Linked DNA regions of Mus musculus: region 1 is linked to region 2. Evidence: chromatin loops called from intact Hi-C (ENCODE). Cell type or tissue: gastrocnemius. All regions are shown on one strand. Links, peaks and the distances in the headings refer to the core of each region. The heading gives the core; the rest is flanking DNA.

What was found. A loop is a pair of places that touch in the nucleus more often than their neighbours do. Peaks named below come from ENCODE experiments on the same cell type or tissue, not always from the same donor. Only the 100,000 strongest peaks of a DNase experiment are listed, where the experiment ranks them.
Region 1: it touches region 2 in a loop (7-fold over the local background); 20 of 42 quality-filtered maps call a loop at or near these places.

Annotation. Positions count from the first base shown.
Region 1 is chr10:63,373,740-63,380,806 of GRCm38, forward strand. No RefSeq gene overlaps it. Among named protein-coding and RNA genes, the nearest start is that of Dnajc12, 9.3 kb to the right of the region's middle. In gastrocnemius, for the core only: a CTCF peak has its summit at 3,945; a DNase peak (open chromatin) is centred at 3,919.
Region 2 is chr10:63,305,874-63,312,940 of GRCm38, forward strand. Herc4 (hect domain and RLD 4) reads left to right here. Exons shown (of 25, transcript NM_026101.4): 17 at 475-573; 18 at 1,869-2,036; 19 at 2,434-2,577; 20 at 5,594-5,760; 21 at 5,975-6,041. Among named protein-coding and RNA genes, the nearest start is that of Sirt1, 30 kb to the right of the region's middle. In gastrocnemius, for the core only: CTCF peaks have their summits at 2,865 (motif pointing right), 3,325 (motif pointing left) and 4,437 (motif pointing left); DNase peaks (open chromatin) are centred at 2,893 and 3,310; H3K27ac peaks cover 445 bases.

The sequences.
Region 1 (7,067 bases), core at 1,136-6,135, 68 kb after region 2:
GAAGTGAAAGGAATTGCAACTGCTGCCCAGTTGTGACCATTACTGCCCTCTTGACGGACAGATTTTAATATTGGAAAAACGAGAAAGAAGCTCTTCCCACTACTACCCCCTCCGGCCTCCTTCTCCCCTCCCCCACTCCATTCCCTAATAGAGTTACTGTGTAGCCCAGGCTGACCTCTTGCCTTAGCCTTCCAAGCTTTGGGATTACAGATGAACACTACCAAAGTCGAATGGATTTTGGAATATATTTTTTCTTCTCATTATTTTCTGTAGTTTTATCTAATTTGATTTGTGGATTGGTTTGTTTGTTGTTGTTTCTTCAAGACTGGGTTTCTTTGTGTACCCATAACTGTCCTGGAACTCGCTCTGTAGACCAGGCTGGCCTTGAACTCCCAGAGATCCACCTGCCTCTGCCTCCTGAGTGATGGAATTAAAGGTGTACATACGCCACCACTGCCAGCCAAGGAAAGTTTCTGCCTGTGAGTGCTGATATTGTATACCCAGCAATCTCAGATCAATAACCTAATCCTTCTAAGAACATGTACGGCTCTTGCTGAGACCTGAGTTCGGTCCTCATCGCTCATAGGGGCAGTTTGCAACCACCTGCATCACCAGTTGGGGGCCTATCACTATGTAGTCCCAGCAGGCTTGAAATCTTGATGTCTTAGACATCAAGAACAGGACAGACTGATGAACAGAGAGCAGGAAATGGGCCCCCAGACCTTAGCACAATTTGACTCCATGATGGAAGTACCACTCAGGCCATGAAACTCAGCATATAGACAGCACCACCTGCCAAGCATCTCCTGCTGGAGAGATGGCTCAGAGGTTAAGAGCACCAACTGCTCTTCTAGAGGTCCCGAGTTCAAATCCCAGCAACCACATGGTGGCTCATAACCATCTCTAATAGGGTCTGATGCCCTCTTCTGTGTCTGAAGAGAGCAATGGTGTACTGGTATACATTAAATAAATCTTAAAAAAAGAAAGAAAGAAAAAGAAAGACCTAATCCATCAAAGTTCATAGTTCTGGGCAAGTCTCTCTGAACTAACCTTGCTTTTAGACTTTTGTAGCTCCTTTCTGGCCAATTGTTCTTGCTAACTGAAGTGTGCCAACAACCCAGGATATGGGTTTTGTATTGAAAAGCTCTCCCTGAGGAAGGCTCAGGAATACTGCGATCCTGCACACCTAGTATAGTCGCCAGCTGCCTAATTAAGTCTTGCTTTTAGTTTAAACTCAAGCATGAGGAGTCTTCTCTGGTGGCTACCCCACACAAGAGGGTGGCAAGAGATAAAATCATGGAGAAGGGCTGGAGTTGGGGCTCAGCAGCGAAAAGCCTTGGCTGTTCTTGATTAGCTGGGTTCCGTTCCCGGCACCTACCATAGCTTACAACTGTCTGTAACTCCTGTTCCAGGAGATCTGACACCTTCATACAGACACGCACGCAGGCAAAACACTACTGTACATAAAATAAAATAAAAATAAATAAAAAAATCATGGAAGAAATTAAAGGAGACTAAGATATAATCAGTCAAACAGAAAATTGGCTCCTTGAAAGAACAAGATCAATAAATCCCTAGCCAAACTAAAAGAGTTTATAATTATATAATTCATTACGTTAATGATATAATTATTAGTAAAATACGAAGTGAAAAGTTACAACAGATTCCAACGAACACTGTTTCTAATACAGTGGTTCTCAACTTGTAGGTTGCAAAATGACCCTTTCACAGGGGTCACCTGAGACCATCAGAAAACATAGATATTTACATTATGATTCATAACAGTAGCAAAACTGCAGTTATGAAGTAGCAAGGGAAATAATTTTATGGTCGGGGTCACCACAGCATGAGGAACTGTCTTAAAGAGTTGCGGCATTAGGAAGGGTGAGAACCTTCTAGAGGATCCTTAGGGGTCATCTGAAAATGTATATATTCCCAAAACCAGGAAAAGAGCTGGACAGGGTGGTGAAAGCTTGTAACAGTCACACGTGGGAGGTGGGGGCAAGATCAAAAGTTCTAGGCCATCACAGGCTACACAGCCAGCTTGAGGCCAACCTCGTCTACATAATGAGTTCCAAGCCATCCAGGGATATAGTGAGACTCTGTCTCCATTTTGTGTGTACGTGTGTGTGTGTGTGTGTGTGTGTGTATGTGTATTTCACTCTGTAAAATTTATTTTTTTATAAAAAATGTGTAACACCAGAACCTGCTTCTAAACTGACTTAATTAGGAACCCATTCTCTTATAGGATATACATTGGCACTGAAACAAAACAAACAAAACAAAACAAAAACAAAAACAAAAACAAAAAAGACTGTCTCAAGTTTTGTTTTGTTTTGGTTTGGTTTGGTTTTGGTTTTGGTTTTGGTTTTTCGAGGCAGGGTTTCTCTGTGTAGCCCTGGCTGTCCTGGAACTCACTCTGTAGACCAGGCTGGCCTCGAATTCAGAAATCCGCCTGCCTCTGCCTCCTGAGTGCTGGGATTAAAGGCGTGTGCCACCACGCCCAGCATGTCTCAAGTTTTAAATAATTAAAAAAAAAATGAGCGTGTGAGAATCGGGCAGTGGTGGCGCACATCTTTAATCCCAGCACTAGGGAAGCAGGAGGCAGGTGGATCTCTGAGTTTGAGGTCAGCCTTGTGGGCACCGTGAGTTCCAGGACAGCCAGGGCTACACAGAGAAACTCTGTCTTGAAAAACAAAACAAAACAAAAAAAGAATCCAGGAGCACCTGCCCAAGGGTGGCCTCACCCGCAGTGGGCTAAGCCTACTCAGATCAATCACTAAGAAAATGCTCCTGGGGCTGGTGAGATGACTCAGCGGGTAAGAACACTGACTGTTCTATCAAAGGTCCTGAGTTCAAATCCCAGCAACCACATGGTGGCTCACAACCACCCATAATGATAGTTGTCACCCTCTTCTGGTGCATCTGAAGTCAGCTACAGTGTACTTACGTATAATAATAAATAAATCTTAAAAAAAAAAAAAAAAAAAGAAAGAAAGAAAAAGAAAATGCTCCTACAGGCTTGCCTATAGCCCAGTCTTATGGAGGCATTTCTGAACAGGGGTACCCTCCTCTCTAATGTCTCTAGATTGTGGCTAAGTGGGCTGGCAAGCCTGAGACCCACCAGTGTTCTAACCCTGGACCCCACAAAGCGGAGGGAGGGAACTGGCTGGTGCAAGCTGTCCTTTGACATCACAAGCATTCACCAGGACTCACACATGCTCACAGAGAAACAAACAAGTCATGAAGCCACCCCTGCTCCACAGTCTGTTATCAGAGGCTGGGCATGGTGGTGTGTCTTTAATTCTAGCACCCAGAGTTAGAGTCAGGCAGATCTCTGTGAATTGGAAGCCATCCTGGTCTACAAAGCAAATACCAGGACAGCCAGAGCTACACAGAGGAAACCCTGTCTTGTTAAGCAAAAAAAAAAAAAAAAAAAATATCTGTTATCAGACTTGGCTGCAAGCTCCTTTGCTGGCTGAACCATCTCACAGCACTTTTCTTTTTCTTCTTTTTCTTTTTCTTTTTCTTTTCTTTATTCTCTAGACAGAGACTTAGACTGTAGCCCAGGCTTTCCCTGACCTCATGACAACACCTCTTGCCTCAGCTCCTGAGTGCTAGGCTTATATATTTCTTCCATATATATATTTCTTTCATATGTATATATTTAAAGAAAAAAGGAGGGGGAATGAGGATTAAAAAAATGGCAGTTGGGGACTGGAGAGATGGCTCAGAGGTTAAGAGCCCGACTGCTCTTCTGAAGGTCCTGAGTTCAAATCGCAGCAACCACATGGTGTCTCACAACCATCTGTAAAGAGATCGGACGCCCTCTTCTGGTGCGTCTGAAGACAGCTACAGTGTACTTACATATAATAATAAATAAATATTAAAAAAAAAATGGCAGTAGGAATCGGCCGCAGAGCTTGCCAATTCCTTTGGCTTTAGTCCCTCTAGTGGTCATTCTGAGGTACTGTTGGTGAGCGCGTCAAAACACAAAAATCCTGTAACAGCTCAGAGGTAGAGGGTGTTGGTTACATGCCTTTAATCTCAGCACTTGGAGGTGGAGGCAGGAGGATTAGAACCTCAAAGTCATCCCTGATTACATAGTGAATTCAAGGCTAGCCTGGGCTATGTCTGTCTCAAAACTACAACACTCTCCACAACCACCCCTCAGACAAAACAAAACAAATCAACATTTCCAAGCTTTGCACCGTCATTCAACACCCCTTGTGTAGATGGATGGTAAACTGAGGCATGAGGCTACACAGCTGGTGAGTTGTCTGGGGTCTGAAGACCACATGCTTCCTTCTCCCTGTCAGTACCGAGGGCTGAACCAAGGGCCTCCAGTATGTAACACAGTATATCACCCTAGAAGCTTGGAATTTTATGTAAAAAAAAACCTCCCAATTTAAAAATAGTGTCAATAGCTGGGTGGTGTTAGCACATACCTTTAAGATTTATTTATTTATTATATGTAAGTACACTGTTGCTGTCTTCAGACACACCAGAAGAGGGCGTCAGATCTCATTACGGATGGTTGTGAGCCACCATGTGGTTGCTGGAACTCGAACTCAGGACCTTTGGAAGAGCAGTCAGTGTTCTTACCTGCTGAGCCATCTCACCAGCCCAGCATGTACCTTTAATGCCAGCACTCAGGAGGCAGAGACATGTGGGTGTCTGTGAGTTCAAGGCTGCCCTGGTCTACAGGGCAAGTTCTAAGACAGTCAGGGCTACTCAGAAAAACTCTGCTTTGTATCTAAAATTCATGATTGCTTAGACTCATGGTTTGCTCTATCTTATTTGACACATGGGTAAGAGATTCAGTCTCTTTTTATACTCCCTTTTTTTGAGATGGTCTCACTATGTAGCCCTTGCTGGCCTCAAACTCAGAGAGATCCACCCACCTCTGCCTCAGAGTACTGGGATTAAAGGTGTGCACCACCACCTGGCTATCAATTCTTTTTATACCTCCACGCTGTCTAGAAACTTTTGCTCAACCAGGAATGAGATCGTGAACACTGTTCTCTATTTAAAGTTCACTTCCTTCTGCCAAACCCTTACCTGGCAAGCTCGAGCCCATACAGACTCATCTGTGCACACCCTTGGAGGCCAGAAGAGGACATCAGGTCCCTTGGGATTGGGATTTACAGATAGTTATGAGATGCCATGTTGGGGGTGGGGGTTGAACCCAGGACTTCTGGAAAAGCAGCAGACAGTGCTCTTAACCATTGAGCCATCTCTTCAGCCCCTGAATGTGTGTGTGTGTGTGTGTGTGTGTGTGTGTGTGTGTGTACATATGGTAGATATGTAAGCTGGGAGTTAGATACAGACTGAGACAATCTTATTAAGACTGTTCATTTTGAGCACATGGTGAGTCCAGACAGTAAGGAGTCCACGTGACCTATTTATGCTCCTGTGGCCCAATCAGAGAGTTGCTCTTTCATTTGGGGAGGGGCCATAAGTGCGCTGTGACTAGCTCACAACCCATCATGGACCCATCCTTACTACCTATGGGCAACTTAACTCCTGTCTCAAATGCAATGGATTCTGGGATTGTCCACAGAGTATGAGGCCCAAGACCTTGGAAGTATTCATTAATATTTCCTAATAGATTGATATCACTGCCCAGGTGACACCTGCTGCTTGTGGAACCAAGGGGAGCTTTAATCATGCCAGACTCCACCCCGAGACTCCTTTTTAATTAGTCTAGAGGAGAGCCCATTGTATTGAAGTTTGCCAACAATTACACAACTTTGAAGTGATTCCAAATGCTGACAAAGGGCTGGCGTGTAGGTCAGTGTGAGGTGTGCTATTAGCAAGGCATTGGGCTTAATTCCCACCCTGGGGGGTAAAAGAGAGGATAAACCAAGAAACACTTAAACACTCCAATGGTTTGTTCTGATAGGAACAACGACGGAGTATGTTCCCCCTGAGAACCCACCATCATGGGGGTGTTTGGCCACCCTTCATGAACCACATGTTAAGTCTCAACTTGCAAGCTTTGTCCTAGCAACTTCATCACATAGTTCTGAGCACCTTTAACTCCAGTTCCGGGGGATCGAACATCCTTCTCTGGCTTCCTTGTACATCTGCATGCACATGGTGAGTATATATTCACACACAAACACACACACACACACACACACACACACACACACACACACCACACACATACACACACATACATACACACACATACACACACATACACACACATACACATATACACACACATACAAACATCCACACACATAAACACACATACACACAAACAGATACACACATACACACACCACACACACAAACACACACACACCACACACACACATACACATACATACACACACACACACGCAAACATCCACACACATAAACACACACACAAACAGATACACATATCCACACACACACATCCACACACATACACATACATACACATACATAAACACATATATACACACATCCACACACATACATACACACATACATACACACATACACATATACACACACATACAAACATCCACACACATACAAACATCCACACACATAAATACACACACACGCAAACAGATACACACACCACACACACATACACACACATACATACACATACACATACATACACATACATAAACACATATATATATACACATCCACACACATCCACATACATCCACACACATAAACACACACACACACACACACACACACACACACACACACACACACACCAGGGATTTGGGCATCTTATGCTAGGACTATACATTGAATTGAAACCCAGTTGCAGTGTAGCCAGACTTCTATACCTAGAGCATTTTCAAATCTGAGAATCATTCTGGTCCACTACCCTCCTTCATAAATCAAAGAAGCACGAGTTTTAAGGAATCAGTGAAGCCGTGGATTTGATCCCTAGCATCACATAAACTACACACTGGTTTGCTTGATAGTAGGGATTACATTACGTGATTACACCTGTAATCCCAGCACTCAGGAGGTCGAGGCAAGATTAAGCATTCAAGGCCCTCCTTGACTCTGTGCTGAGGCAGTTTAGGATAAGTAGGACT
Region 2 (7,067 bases), core at 906-5,905:
GTGAAGGTACAAATTCAAGAGTTTGTAGCCATCCTGGGCTCAAAATACAAAGGGCTGGGATATAATTCAGCAATTGAGCACTTACCTAACATTCTCTTTTTTTGTTTGTTTGTTTTTTTTTTCAAGACAAGGTTTCTCTGTATAGCCCTGTCTGTCCTGGAACTCACTGTAGACCAGGCTGGCCTCAAACTCAGAAATCCGCCTGCCTCTGCCTCCCAAGTGCTTGGATTAAAGGCGTGTGCCACCACGCTCGGCTCAGTGGTCACATCTTATCTAATGCCATGACCCTTCGATACCTAACTTGCCTAACATTCTCAAAGCCTTGAGTTCACTAGCAAGCTGAATGAAAATCCTGTAGTCAAAAATGAATGTTCTTGAAAATTTCTAACCATACCTGTGAATGAACAAGAGTGTGATAATCATCTTTACCAAAAGTGACAGCACCCACACACCAGTTCATTTCTTTATTTCCAGTTGGCAGATATCCCGGTGACAATTTGTACATATCCATTTGTATTTGATGCCCAGGCAAAAACTACTCTGCTCCAGACAGATGCAGTCTTGCAGATGCAGGTAAGTGCTGTGCAATGGTCCTTTGATTTAGGGATGTTGTAAAAAACTGTCTCTGTGCTGCTGGGTTTTGGTTTTTTGTTTTTGTTTTTTAAGTATTTGAAACACTGGTGATAATACTAATGTGGGGACGCCATTGTAGACTGTCATTTGCATAATAATGCCTCGTGGAGCTGTGAGAATTGCTACATGAAACATACAAACATGAAAGCTGCTTAGTTAACAAGGAGCTGTCATAAAAATAGAGTAGCAGCCTTTATTCATGTTAAACCTTCAAAAATGATGAACCCCCTTTGTTATATATAATAAGTCCATCTTTCCAAACAATTTAATCAGGTTCACTATTACAGGTTAGATTGTTTCAGAAGCCTGGCTCCACTCTGCCCTTTAATTACATATGTGAGAAAAGATGGCAGGAACTAGAGGTGAGATAAAAAGTTCAATGTGGGAGCAGAGGCAATTCATCACTTAAATGAAAAGAGTTTGAAATTGCTCTGAGCCTGGCATGGTGACACACATGATTAATCTCAGCTCTGTGAGTTCAGAGGCCAGCCTGGTCTATATAGCAAGGTCTAAAACAGCCCGGACTACAGAGGCCCTAGCTCAGAAAAGGAAGGAAGGAAGGAAGGAAGGAAGGAAGGAAGGAAGGCAGGCAGGCAGGCAGGCAGGCAGGCAGGCAGGGACAGGAAATTACCTTGAGGTTGGTCATAGGTCATATATATTGGTGGTGGGGCTGGGATGTTTTATGGGGAGGGATACATACATATATATATATATATATATGTATGTATATACATATACGCACACTTATTTTATATATGTGTGATATCACAGTGAAACTCATGACTTTATGTTAGTTATAAATAAATTAACTAGGTATGGTGATGCTTGCATGTGATCCCAGCCCTCGTCTAGCAATCGGAAACTTCCAAGGGAAAGCGTTTAATTGGGGACTTGGTTACAGTTGTAGAGGGTGAGTCACCACGGCAGAAAGACAGCAGTGGCACGGGAGCAATTGCTCCAGAGTTTTGTATCCTAATCTGCAGGCAGAAGTGGCTGGGCCTGATGTGGGCTTTTGAGACCTCAAAGCTCATGTTCCATGACATGCGTCCTCCAACAAGACCACACCTCATAATCCTTCCTGAGTAGCCCACCACCGGGAACTCAGTACTCAATACATGAGCTTATGGGGCTTATTCACATTCAGACCTCCACACTCAGCTTCACAGCACAGTTAGGTTAAATAAGACTGCCTAAAAGTAAAATAAAAGTCTGATTTGTGTTTGTTTGTTTTCTAGATGGCCATTGACCAGGCCCACAGGCAGAATGTCTCCTCTCTTTTTCTCCCAGTGATCGAGTCTGTGAATCCTTGCTTAATTCTAGTTGTTCGCAGAGAGAATATTGTAGGAGATGCGATGGAAGTCCTCAGGAAAACCAAGAATATAGATTATAAAAAGCCACTCAAGGTAAGCAAGCACTCCACATAAATTGGGACTTCTCTGTAAAAGCTGTTCTAGGGTGTGTGTGTGTACGTGTGTATTTGAAACACTTTGTGGTTTGTTTGTTTTTTTTAATTACAGATTTACTTCATTCTCTGTTTTGCTTATGTGTATGTACAGTATGTACAAGCCAGAGAGAGGGTTAGATCCTGTGTAATTGTAAGTGGGCGCTGGGAACCAAACCTGGGTCATCTGCAAGAGCAACAAGTGCTTCTGGCCACTGAGTCATATAAATTATATCTTTAACTTTTGAAATTATAGGTTGCTGAGATTCATTAGCAGTGAATAGCTCGTTCACAGGTCTCTGAGATGTAATCTTTTGGTTCTTCATGGTCTATTCAGTGTTCACATCACCCTGTTTTAGGTTATATTTGTTGGAGAAGATGCTGTTGATGCAGGAGGTGTTCGCAAAGAATTTTTCTTGCTTATCATGAGGGAATTGTTGGATCCTAAATACGGCATGTTTCGATATTATGAAGATTCCAGGCTCATTTGGTTTTCAGATAAGGTAATATGCCCGTCTACCACAATTATCTCTTTAGATCTTTGTTTCTAACATATTCTAGTCAGACAGAGGTCTGTTTTATTACAGCTTGAAATTAGGAACTTTTAGACATTGTCAAAACACAGTCTTGTGTTTTACACATTTCAAATTAAAATAAATTGAAGAACAGTCAGCTTTAAAATAATTTTCCTTCTGAGTGTGTGGAAAATTTCATGGTGATTACTGTCTTAGCCTCTCTTCTGGAGAGAACTTAGCATTAGAGATCACTGACCGCTTGTAATTCAGATTCAGGGCCAGTAGACGGTAGCAGTGAGCCAGATCTTCCTTCCCAGCACATATTTGGATCCAGGAAGCCACCTGTTGGATACTACTGCTTTGACACGTGTGCATGGGAGACAGCTGATAGTTACTAGGACCCCGTGTTCAGTTAAGACTAAGATGTTACCAGCTGGTCCTTTACAGAAAATGTTTGGATTCTATTTTGTAAAAAAATTTCTGAGTCGCCTATGTTATAAATATATAAGATTTCTTTATATGTACATTTAGTCTTTTTGAAGGCTGTCTTGTATCGGGATAGCAGCTATTGATGTTCAGTACTTAGGGTAATTCCTAAGGGCAACAAACTACTGCACTGGAATTATACTGTCTTGGGTGCTTGGATAGAGAGAGAAATAGCTCAGCCTTATTGTTAGGCATCCAGCTCATGGGCCTGTCCCAGTGTTCGCTGGCGCCCTCCAGTGGCCGCAGCCTAGGTCTTGGTCTTGTGTTTTCTATCTGTTGCAGTTCTCTTTACTAATGCCCATCCACATTGTCCTGTCTATTGAGGGCGTCAGGTGTTCTTGCCTGGGCTCTTGTCAAGCATCCTCAGCACTATGCAGTTCTCCAAAATGGTCAAGACTTTAAAATACAGCCAAACAATAGCACCAATATTATGATGTACATGAAAGTAAATACACTTTAAGTTATTGCGTAATTTATTTCATCTTTAAGTTATAGTGAGTAGAGATAAAACTAATGATGTTTGCTGTCATTTGAAATAGTTGAACTCTATTAATTTGATTATTATAGTTAGTTTATCAATGTGTACATGTTTAAGTTAAGGGATTTTTGGATTTGTTATTTTAGTATAATTTAATTTTATAAGTATAAAATGTTTGCATAATTGTAAATCAGACTTACAGAAAAAGACACATTGGAAGACGCCCCGCTTGCTGTCATTCTCTCCTTCCTTATTTACAACTGCTTTTGTGTTTTCTTGTTTTATTTTTCTTTATTTTTGAAATGGGGTCTCTCTATGTAGCCCTGGCTATTCTGGAACTCTATGTAGACCAGAATGGACTTAAACTCACAGAGATCCCCTGCTTCTGCCAGTGTGTGCCACCACCCCTGCCGAGTTCCTGATTCTCTTAGTTTAGCCTCCCTAGTTGCCAGGATCATGGGTGAGCCACCATAACTTGAATGTATGTTGTCGGGTTTTGTTTTCCTTTGTTAGGCTTGAGACTTGGTCTCACTATGTACCTCTAAGTAACCTGGAGCTCCCTGTGTAAACCAGACTGGACTCCAGCTCACAGGTCCCCTGCTTCTTCCTGAGCGCTGGAATTAAAGGCATGGTCTAGCTCTCTCAGCCTCGGTTGAAAAAAAATTACTGTTTTAAGGGTTGTGTTTATAGCTCATTTGGAATAAAGCAAATGTCTTAGAAGCATAAAGACTTGAATTTGATCCCCAACATCCATCCACTTGAAAAGCTTGGCATAAGGGCTATGGAAAGATGGCTCAAGGGTTAAGTAATACTGGCTGCTATTCCTGAGGTCCTGAGTTCAATTCCCACATGGCCACTCACAACTGTCGTAGTCCCATGGGATCCAGTGCCCTCTTCTGGTGAGTAGATCTATATGCAGACATAACACCCATATTCATAAAATAAATCTTTATTCCCCCCTCCCACCAAAAAAATCGTGGCATAGTCAGGCTACTGTGACTCACACCTGTAATCCTAGCACTTGAGAGTTGAGTCTCAGGACAGCTTAGGCTACATCTAAAATTCAGTTTTAGGCCAGGCCTTGCCTCAGGAAAAAAACACAACAGAAAGCTAGGCAAGGAGGTATGTATGTGTAACCCCCTGCTGGGAAGGCAGAGTCCAAGCAGATCTCCGGGCACTGGCCAGACAGTCTAGACTCATTGCTGAGCTCCAGGCCAGTGAAAGGCCGAATTTCAAAGGAGGTGGCTAGCTTTCTTGATGATACCCAGGGTTGTCTTGCACATGTATATGCACACATATACACACACCAAGAACAAATTTTCTTTTCTTTTTTTTATTTAGATTTTTCTTATTGGATATTTTCTTTATTTACATTTCAAATGTTATCCCCTTTCCTAGTCCCCCCCACCCCCCAAACCCATCAGATTTTCTTTAAAGGTTATTTTGCTTTTGTTGTCTGTCAGCCATCATCTCATTCCCACCCATCCTGGGTGTCAGACTCAGGGCCATGTCCATAATACACAGCCTAACAGCCCACATTTAGTATTTAACGACACGGAGGTGCTTTTGTTTCTGGGGGGAAAAGTCAGTTATGAAACTATATATGTGTCTGTAATCTTGATAGTTCTGGAACTGGCTATATATACCATACTGGCCTTGAACTAACAGAGATCCTCCTGCCTCTGCCTCCCAAAAGCCACAATCCTTAAAACAGTAAATTTTTGGTGTTGTTTTTTGTTTTTAAATTCAAGGCTGAGAGTGATGGAGCATGCCTTTAATTTCCAGCGCTAAGGATTTAAGTTAAGTAATCCCACTCGCCGCTAATAGACAAGTTTCTAAAAAGAAAGTGCATTGCCTGGGACTGTGCCAAATGATGTTCATGCTGTGGAGATGGCAATAGGAGTGAGCTTCTTTCTCATTGGTTGATTTTTCTGTGTAGTCGATTTTTTTTTCTACTGTAGAAAATAAGTTTTTGTACTAAAAAAATCAAGGTTTAGCTTGCAAGACAAGTCTTTCACTTTTTTCTTCTCTGTGTTTTAGACATTTGAAGACAGTGATTTGTTCCACTTGATCGGTGTTATCTGTGGATTAGCAATTTATAATTTTACCATTGTGGACCTCCATTTCCCTTTGGCTTTATATAAGAAACTGCTGAAAAGGAAGCCGTCCCTGGATGATCTGAAAGAGCTGATGCCAGCCGTCGGGAGGTCAGTGGTTGGAAAGTGCCGAGGAGGGCTTGAGGCTGAGAGGAGAGGACTGCACACGAGGCTTGCCTGCTGGAGACAGCCGTGGCTTCCTTGTCTGTGCTAACGGGTTCAGGACAGCCCAGTGTGTGCTGACTCATGAGCAGAGCTGTCAGTAAGAACATACGTTTTACTGTAAAGACGCACTCGGTTTGGTTTTGTTCTGTTCTGTTTGCAGAAGCATGCAGCAATTGCTGGACTATCCAGAAGATGACATAGAGGAAACATTTTGTCTAAACTTTACGGTAAGATGAGCAGGAGCTTGGCCTCGGTTAGGATTTCTCGTTCCATAGAGCAAATGCTTTTTGTTGTTTACCAAGACAGGGTTTCTTTGTAGCCCTGACTGGCCTGTAAATTGCTCTGTAGACCAGGTTGCCCTCTAACTCAAGGAGATCTGCCTGCCTCTGCCACCAATGCAGTTTTTTAAATGTATATTAAAATGTATACATTTAAGCCAGGCGTGGTGGCGCACGCCTTTAATCCCAGCACTCGGGAGGCAGAGGCAGGTGGATTTCTGAGTTCGAGGCCAGCCTGGTCTACAAAGTGAGTTCCAGGACAGCCAGGGCTATACAGAGAAACCCTGTCTCGAAAAATCAAAAATAAATAAATAAATAAATAAATAAAATGTATACATTTAAGATGGATATTATATGGTGTCTTAGTCAGGGTTTCTATTCCTGCACAAACATCATGACCAAGAAGCAAGTTGGGGAGGAAAGGGTTTTTTATTCAGCTTACACTTCCATACAGCTGTTCATCACCAAAGGAAGTCAGGACTGGAACTCAAGCAGGTCAGAAAGCAGGAGCTGATGCAGAGGCCATGGAGGGGTGTTCTTTACTGGCTTGCCTCCCCTGGCTTGCTCAGCCTGCTCTCTTATAGAACCAAGACTACCAGCCCAGAGATGGTCCCACCCACAAGGGGCCTTTCCCCCTTGATCACTAATTGAGAAAATGCCTTACAGTTGGATCTCATGGAGGCATTTCCTCAACTGAAGGTCCTTTCTCTGTGATAACTCCAGCTGTGTCAAGTTGACACAAAACTAGCCAGTACATATGGGTATTAGTCTGCATGATTATGTGGGCACAACACATCTTGGGACTGGAGTTACATAGAGATGGTTGTTAGCTGTTATGTGGGGACTGAGACTTGAAATCCAGGTTCACTGGAAGAGCAGCCAGCCACGATACATTTATTGAGCTTTTACTATGTCCCAGCATTATTTCATTTTATCCACACCGATCCTGTGAGTTTTTATCCTTAATTTACAGAT